2 separate regions of the Mus musculus genome follow, and region 2 is linked to region 1. The links are chromatin contacts, found by POLR2A ChIA-PET in ENCODE. All regions are on one chromosome and are shown on one strand. The core of a region is the stretch at or near the end of the contact, and the rest is flanking DNA. Distances in the headings are between cores, read along the strand shown.

Evidence for each region. ChIA-PET counts read pairs that join two places held with the same protein, here RNA polymerase II (POLR2A).
Region 2: POLR2A ChIA-PET joins it to region 1 with 41 read pairs in embryonic stem cell. The contact joins the promoter of Icam4 here to the promoter of Angptl6 in region 1. POLR2A ChIA-PET finds 5 or more read pairs at or near these places in 3 of 5 experiments (Patski and embryonic stem cell).

The regions. Positions count from the first base shown.
Region 1 is chr9:20,878,292-20,881,369 of GRCm38, reverse strand. It overlaps Angptl6 (angiopoietin-like 6), which reads left to right and starts at 1,660. Exons shown (of 6, transcript NM_145154.2): 1 at 1,660-1,767; 2 at 2,767-3,078. The coding sequence starts at 2,776.
Region 2 is chr9:21,027,955-21,031,060 of GRCm38, reverse strand. Icam4 (intercellular adhesion molecule 4, Landsteiner-Wiener blood group) reads right to left here and starts at 1,629. Exons shown (of 3, transcript NM_023892.3): 1 at 1,238-1,629; 2 at 819-1,124; 3 at 465-679. The coding sequence starts at 1,607. The coding sequence ends at 567. It overlaps Icam1 (intercellular adhesion molecule 1), which reads right to left. Exons shown (of 7, transcript NM_010493.3): 7 at 2,247-3,106.

The DNA of each region.
Region 1 (3,078 bases), core at 411-2,910:
CACTGCCCATCTCGCAGTGTAGTAATGGGGTGATGGGCGAGCAACGAATCAGGAGCTGTCACACCACATCAGGTGCTGAAACGTCACGCTGTGGGCTATACAAGCAGCGCCATTTCCCCGGTTCGGGGTCTTCCCTCCTGATAAGTAAGCAATAAAAGCTTTGCCGCAGAAGATTCTGGTTGCAGGATTGGGGGCAGGGTGTGCCAGGTTGGGACTGAGGGATGCTGGGAGAACTTAGAAGCCAGGTCTGAGCTGGGCAGTGGTGGCGCACGCCTCTAATACCAGCACTCAGGAGGCAGAGGCAGGCGGATTTCTGAGTTTGAGGCCAGCCTGGTCTACAAAGTGAGTTCCAGGACAGCCAGGGCTACACAGAGAAACCCTGTCTTGAAAAACCAAAGAAACAAAAAAGAAAGAAAGAAAAAAAAAGAAGCCAGGTCTGCTTTGGTATGCAAAACATGTGCATGCTCGCGTGTGTGTGTGCACACACACACACTGTCCCCTGTCCCAGGGTCTGAAGCCAAACAAAAAGGTCACTCCTCTGCTTCCTGCTTATGTGTAGCATGCAAGCTCTCAGCTACTGCTCCAGGATCATGTTTGTCTATCTGTCTGTCTGCTGCCATGCTCCCTGTCATAATGGTTATAGACTCACCCTCTGAAACTGTAACCAGGCCCCCAATTAAATGCTTTCTTGTATAAGTTGGTCATGGTGTCTCTTCACAGCAGAAGAACCATGACTAAGACAAGGATCTAAAGCAAAGAGCCTCGGACAGCTCCAAAACTTGCTGGGTAGCATATGGACAGAAACATCTTGTCTGACAAGAAAGCCAACATAGTAATGAGAGCATCTGCAGGCAGGAGCCAGGAGAAGACTAACGACTAATAAGTCAACATAAAACAACCCTCAGATAAAATCTTCCTCCGCAATGTTCCCTTTTGTGTCCTCTAACATTCCAAGCCCCCTGCCCCTCGTACAATCTCCATTTCTCTAGTAAAGGACTGCCTGCTCTGTTGAGCTGATGCTGGCTTTTATTTCCATGTTGCCTTCATCAGTTCCGATCTAACACCCACTCCCACTCCCTTTTAAGACAGGGGCTCACTGGCTGGCTTGGAACTCACAGAGCTCCAACTGCTGCTGCCTCCCAGGTACTGTGATTAAGTCTGTGCTACCACATCCTAAGGTTTTGTTTCTTCTGGCAATATTGGGTACCAAGGACTTTGTAAGTGTCCTACTACTGAGCTACACCCCCAGCCCCTCACTGGGGGATTCTAGGCAGGGGCTCACACCTCTACTGGCTGCTGGGGTTAAATGAGAAAGTTTTACCCCTTTAAGGGTGTCCCCAGCGCCAGGCATCAGGGTACTCACTGATACATCATCATTGTCATGGTTGTCTGAGTCTGGAGCCCACAAGTCTACCAGGGCCTAGGGCCTCCCATGCTCTGTGAGCCTGAGAGAAAGGAAGAGACTCGTAGGGCAGTGGCCTCTGTTATCATGCTCCGGAGGCCTGGGCAAGGGGATCTGGCTATTCTGCCCAGGGTTCTCACACTGGAAATACTAAATATTTACACTTGCTGTGCTCCCAGGCTCCATCCATGCTCTGGGGGATGGGTGGTTTCCAAGTCTTCTCTCGGCTTCTGTCTTTTCAGTCTCCTGCACCCAGATACTCACCCAGAAGGACTCCCGGTCCTTCGTCCTGGTCCTTCAGGCCTTCCTCAGATTTTGTGGAATTGCCGCAAACCTCACTGGAGCCAGCGTCTGGGCTGTGAGAGGTGAGAGTGGGTAGGAGTGGATGTAGGTAGATGCTGTTTGTAGAGTGCATCTGGTCTTGATTGTGTGTGTACGGGTGTGTATGTATGTTGTCTATGTATGTGCATGTATATGTATGTGCGTATGTATGTATGTGTATGTGTGTGTGTGTGTGTATACGTTGTGTGTGGGGGGGCACAGGGAGGCTCCCAGGTCTCTCATTTACTCCAAGCTTGCCAACGAAGGCGGCCACATGTGCCCAAGACTGCCCAGTGCTTGGGAGCTGACGCCTGATGAGCAGCCACTGTAGTTGATGTACCTTGCCTCTAGCTCAGAAGTTTCCACGGCTCTCTCACTTCCCTTCTATGCCACCCCACAGGCCTCTTTGCTATGTCTTCTTTTCAGCACATCTGAAATGAGATCCAATTCCAGGACCTTTGCACTTGTGGTTTCTTCTGAGCAGGTCCAAGTGTGTGCCCGAGTGCCTGGGAGTGGTGGCATAGGGCCCTGGGTGTGAATTCTGCAGGGCAGGAGTGGGGAGTCACGAATATTAACCTGGTATGGTGGCACACACAAGCCATCTAGGGATGAAGAGGCCCAGGCAGTAGCATCCTAACCTAGTTCGGTAACAGACTGGGCTACTAGTGACACCATGTCTCAAATTAGAAAAGAGGGGCCCAGCATGAGTGATGGATGTTCCATCCCCTGCACGCCCCGCCCCCCACGCAAAATGGAAGTTTTCTCTTTAAGTGGGGGCCACCGAAGGTTCTGAGGGGAGAGGTGACCAGGTCCAAGTGTCCGGAACCGAGGATGGAGAGGGATTTGGGGTGTAAAATGATTCTGGTTGTTGTATGAACTGTGGTAAACGGACAATCTGCGCTGCGAGCTGCAGCCCAGCTCTGTTGTGGAGTACAACCGTAGGAAGTGACGCCCAGGGATCAATACTTTAGCTCTCCTTGGCTACCTTGGAGCTTTGGGACCCGTCTAGGCTAAAACAGTAGTCTCTTTCCTCTTCACTGCAGGTGACGGCCATGGGGACCGCCAGGCTACGCAAGCTGCAACTGCTGCTTCTGCTGGGCGCTTGGAGGGCGCTCGGAGGTGCCGCGCGTTGCCGCGTCACCCTAGTTTTGTCCCCGCAGAAGGCAACTAGCGCCGTCTGCAGGAGCTCAGAAGCCACCCAAGACAGCGAACTGGCCACGCTGCGCATGCGCCTGGGTCGCCACGAGGAGCTGCTGCGCGCGCTGCAAAGGCGTGCGGCGGAGGGTGGTGCGCTCGCGGACGAGGTGCGCGCACTGCGCGAGCACAGTCTCACCCTGAACACGCGCCTGGGCCAG
Region 2 (3,106 bases), core at 380-2,879, 150 kb before region 1:
CTCTACTACTTGAAGAAGGCCCCGCCTACTCGAGTGTTTCTACCTCCCCCCCCCCCCCCAATTAATGATAACCTTGGGGAATCAGGTCTAGCTCCACCCGCTGGCCTTCTCTAGTAACGCACAGGCTCCGTAGTGGAAAAGGAGGGAGGAGAAGGGAAACTTAGCCTCCAATCAGAGCTCCGGCCTGTATCAGCGGAGCCAATCAGAAAAAGCCATACCAAGAGTCAGCCCTGGAGGGGAGGTCAGTTTAGTCTTTCTGCCCCGCACAAATAAAGCTAACAAAACTCTACGCAGAGGAACTCGGGTTCTAGGACCCCATGCTGGCCTTGAAGGAGAAATTTCAAGGTGTTGTTTCCTCCAGTACTACCTCTAATCTACTAATCTTCAGCCCCTACGTAAGGAATTTGGAAAAAGTAAGGTACCTTAAAAAAGAAACCACTTTCTCCAAGAACCGTAAGGCAGAGACTGAGGAGGAAGACTTTATTGTTTCAATAAGAGTCTCTGAATTAATTACTCTGAAGTTCTTTTCCCCTCCCTCTTGTCAGGCATCGAAAACAGATCTATAACTAAGTCTGCACAGCCAGGTACTTGCGCACGTAGACAGCCCCCACAGCCAGGAGGATCCCCACCAGGGTTGCGATGGAGGTAGAGGCCAAGGCTATAGAGGCTGGGCTTAAAGCTGTGGGCAGGAGTGAAAATCAGGAACTAGGAGGTCTGAGGACCGCCAAGCGTGGAGCCCACGCCTGTTCTGCAGGCCCCCTTGGAGTGGCAACATCCCCTCTCCCGCACCCATTCCCTGGGATTACAGGATGCCTCACCGAGGACTGTCAACATAACAGGTGCCGAGCTGCTGCGCACCACTAGCCCGTCGAGATTGAGGCGCGCATGGCAGGTGAGTGGCTGCCAGAGGTCGTTGAGTCCGGCCCGCATCACGTAGGTCAAAGTGACATTAGCCAAATCTGAACCGGTGAAGCGCTCCAGGCTTTCATGATAAATCACTCGGCCACCTCTTCTCAGGCTCACCACCAAGAATCCCACTGGGAACACGTGTGTCACATAGCATCGCAGAGTGTACTTGTGGCCCACTAGGACCGGAGGCTCCAAGATCACGCTTCTGGGCCGTTCTAAGGCAAGAGAGATAAGGCCCACAGGCACCCCTTAAAGCAATTACCATCTATCCGCTTCCTCCACCCCTCTCCCCTCACCCCAGCCCGGCCTGAGCCCCGGTCTCCCTCACTGTAAGCAGTGATCCTGGCGGTGGCCTCTCGGGTTTCTCCTGCGCAAGTGACGACGCAGCGCACCTTGGAATTCCAGGCCCTCACATCCAGTAGCTGGTAAGATACCCAGCCGGATCCATTAACTATCTTTCCCTGCCGCAGTTGGGTGCGCAGGCTGGAATGCACCGGCAGGGGGCAGTTGTGGCTGCAGTTAAGCCACGCTGAGCCCCCGGGAGGCACGGCCTCTAGCTCTGGATTAAGACGCACCCAGAAAGGTGCTGAGGTCACGGAAGGCGCGGGAGGACTTTGCATCCACTCTTGCTGGGGGCTCCCACCCCTCGGATAGGCAGCCACCAGCAAAAGCGACGGGAGCAGAAGGGCAGACTCCATGGCACAAAGCCCGCGCTGAAGTGCGGGCGGAACGCCAGGGAGTTTAGGCTGGCCGCAGGAGATAAGAAGGCACCCTGGCCACGCCCCAGAATGGGCCTCGGCCGGCCCTGATGAAGATACCTGCCTCCCCTCCCATCAGACCCTACAATCAACCAAAAGCCATTGCACAGTTCTGGACCTGCTCTTTAGTTTTTACGTAAGCCCCAAGAAGTCTTTAAAAATTAAAAAATAAAATAACGCTTGGTGATGGCACATGCCTTTGATCCCAGCACTCCCAGGGAGGCAGATCTCTGTAAGTTCAAGGCCATCCTGATCTACACTGGGAAACCCTGTCTATCTAACGTAGATTTTACTAGACATGGCAGTGGCTTTGTCATTTAGTCCTAGCATTCAGGAGACAGGTTGGCCCATCTTTGTGAAGTCAAGGCCAGCCCATTCCACATAGCAGATTTCAGGACATCCATGGCCACAAAGAGAACCTGTCTCAAAAAAGAAAGGGGGTGGGGGTGGGGACCAACCTGATCCACAGACTCAGAGTTAGGGTTAGGTTACCAGACAACCCTGAGGCATTATGGGAGTCGGCAGTCCTTAGGGCTTTGCCTAACTGATGTGATGACTGTACACAAACTCACAAGACACTCAGGCCGACATAAAACTTTATTGATTCAAAGGAAAGGTTTCTGTGCTGGGAGGGGTGCTTACCCTCCCACAGCAGCTTGCACGACCCTTCTAAGGAGTTGGAACATTTCCTTCCAGGCTTTCTCTTTGAGGTGGAGCCGCCTGGGACCATGATTTCATGAGCATGAGGCTCGATTGTTCAGCTGCTAAGGCATGGTGGCTGACATTGGGAACAAAAGTAGGTGGGGAGGTGCTGGGACGCTCCAGGATGTGGAGGAGCAGAGAACCACTGCCAGTCCACATAGTGTTTATGTGACTGGTGAAAAAAGTCGACCCTTATGAGAAAAGCATCCTGACCAGTAGAGAAACCCTCGACCCATGTGATCTTTCCCCAGACTCTCACAGCATCTGCAGCAGGGTCCAGGCCATAACTTATACATTCACCTCCTCACTGATCTACTATATACAGGGTACTCAATAAATAGCTGGTAAAACTCTAAATTAATAAATACATCAAGAAGAGTTGGGGACAATGTCTCAGCTTTCCTGTGTCGGGGGGAAGTGTGGTCTTCTTGCTTGTGTCTACTGGATATCATGTCTTCCTTAGGCAGGAGCCCCTCAGCAGGGGCAATAGAGAATGAAGTCAGCGTTTCTTGGCTGAAGGTCCACCGGGCTGTAGGTGGGTCCGGGTCACACGTGTTCACAGTCTTGCTCCATCCACCGAGTCCTCTTAGCTCTGAGGCTACAAGTGTGCATCCCCCAGGCCACCATCCTGTTCTGTGACAGCCAGAGGAAGTGGCTGAGGGTAAATGCTGTCTACCATTCTGTTCAAAAGCAGCAGCAGCTGTTGCCCTGCAGGGGGTCCAGGCAGGAGTCTCATC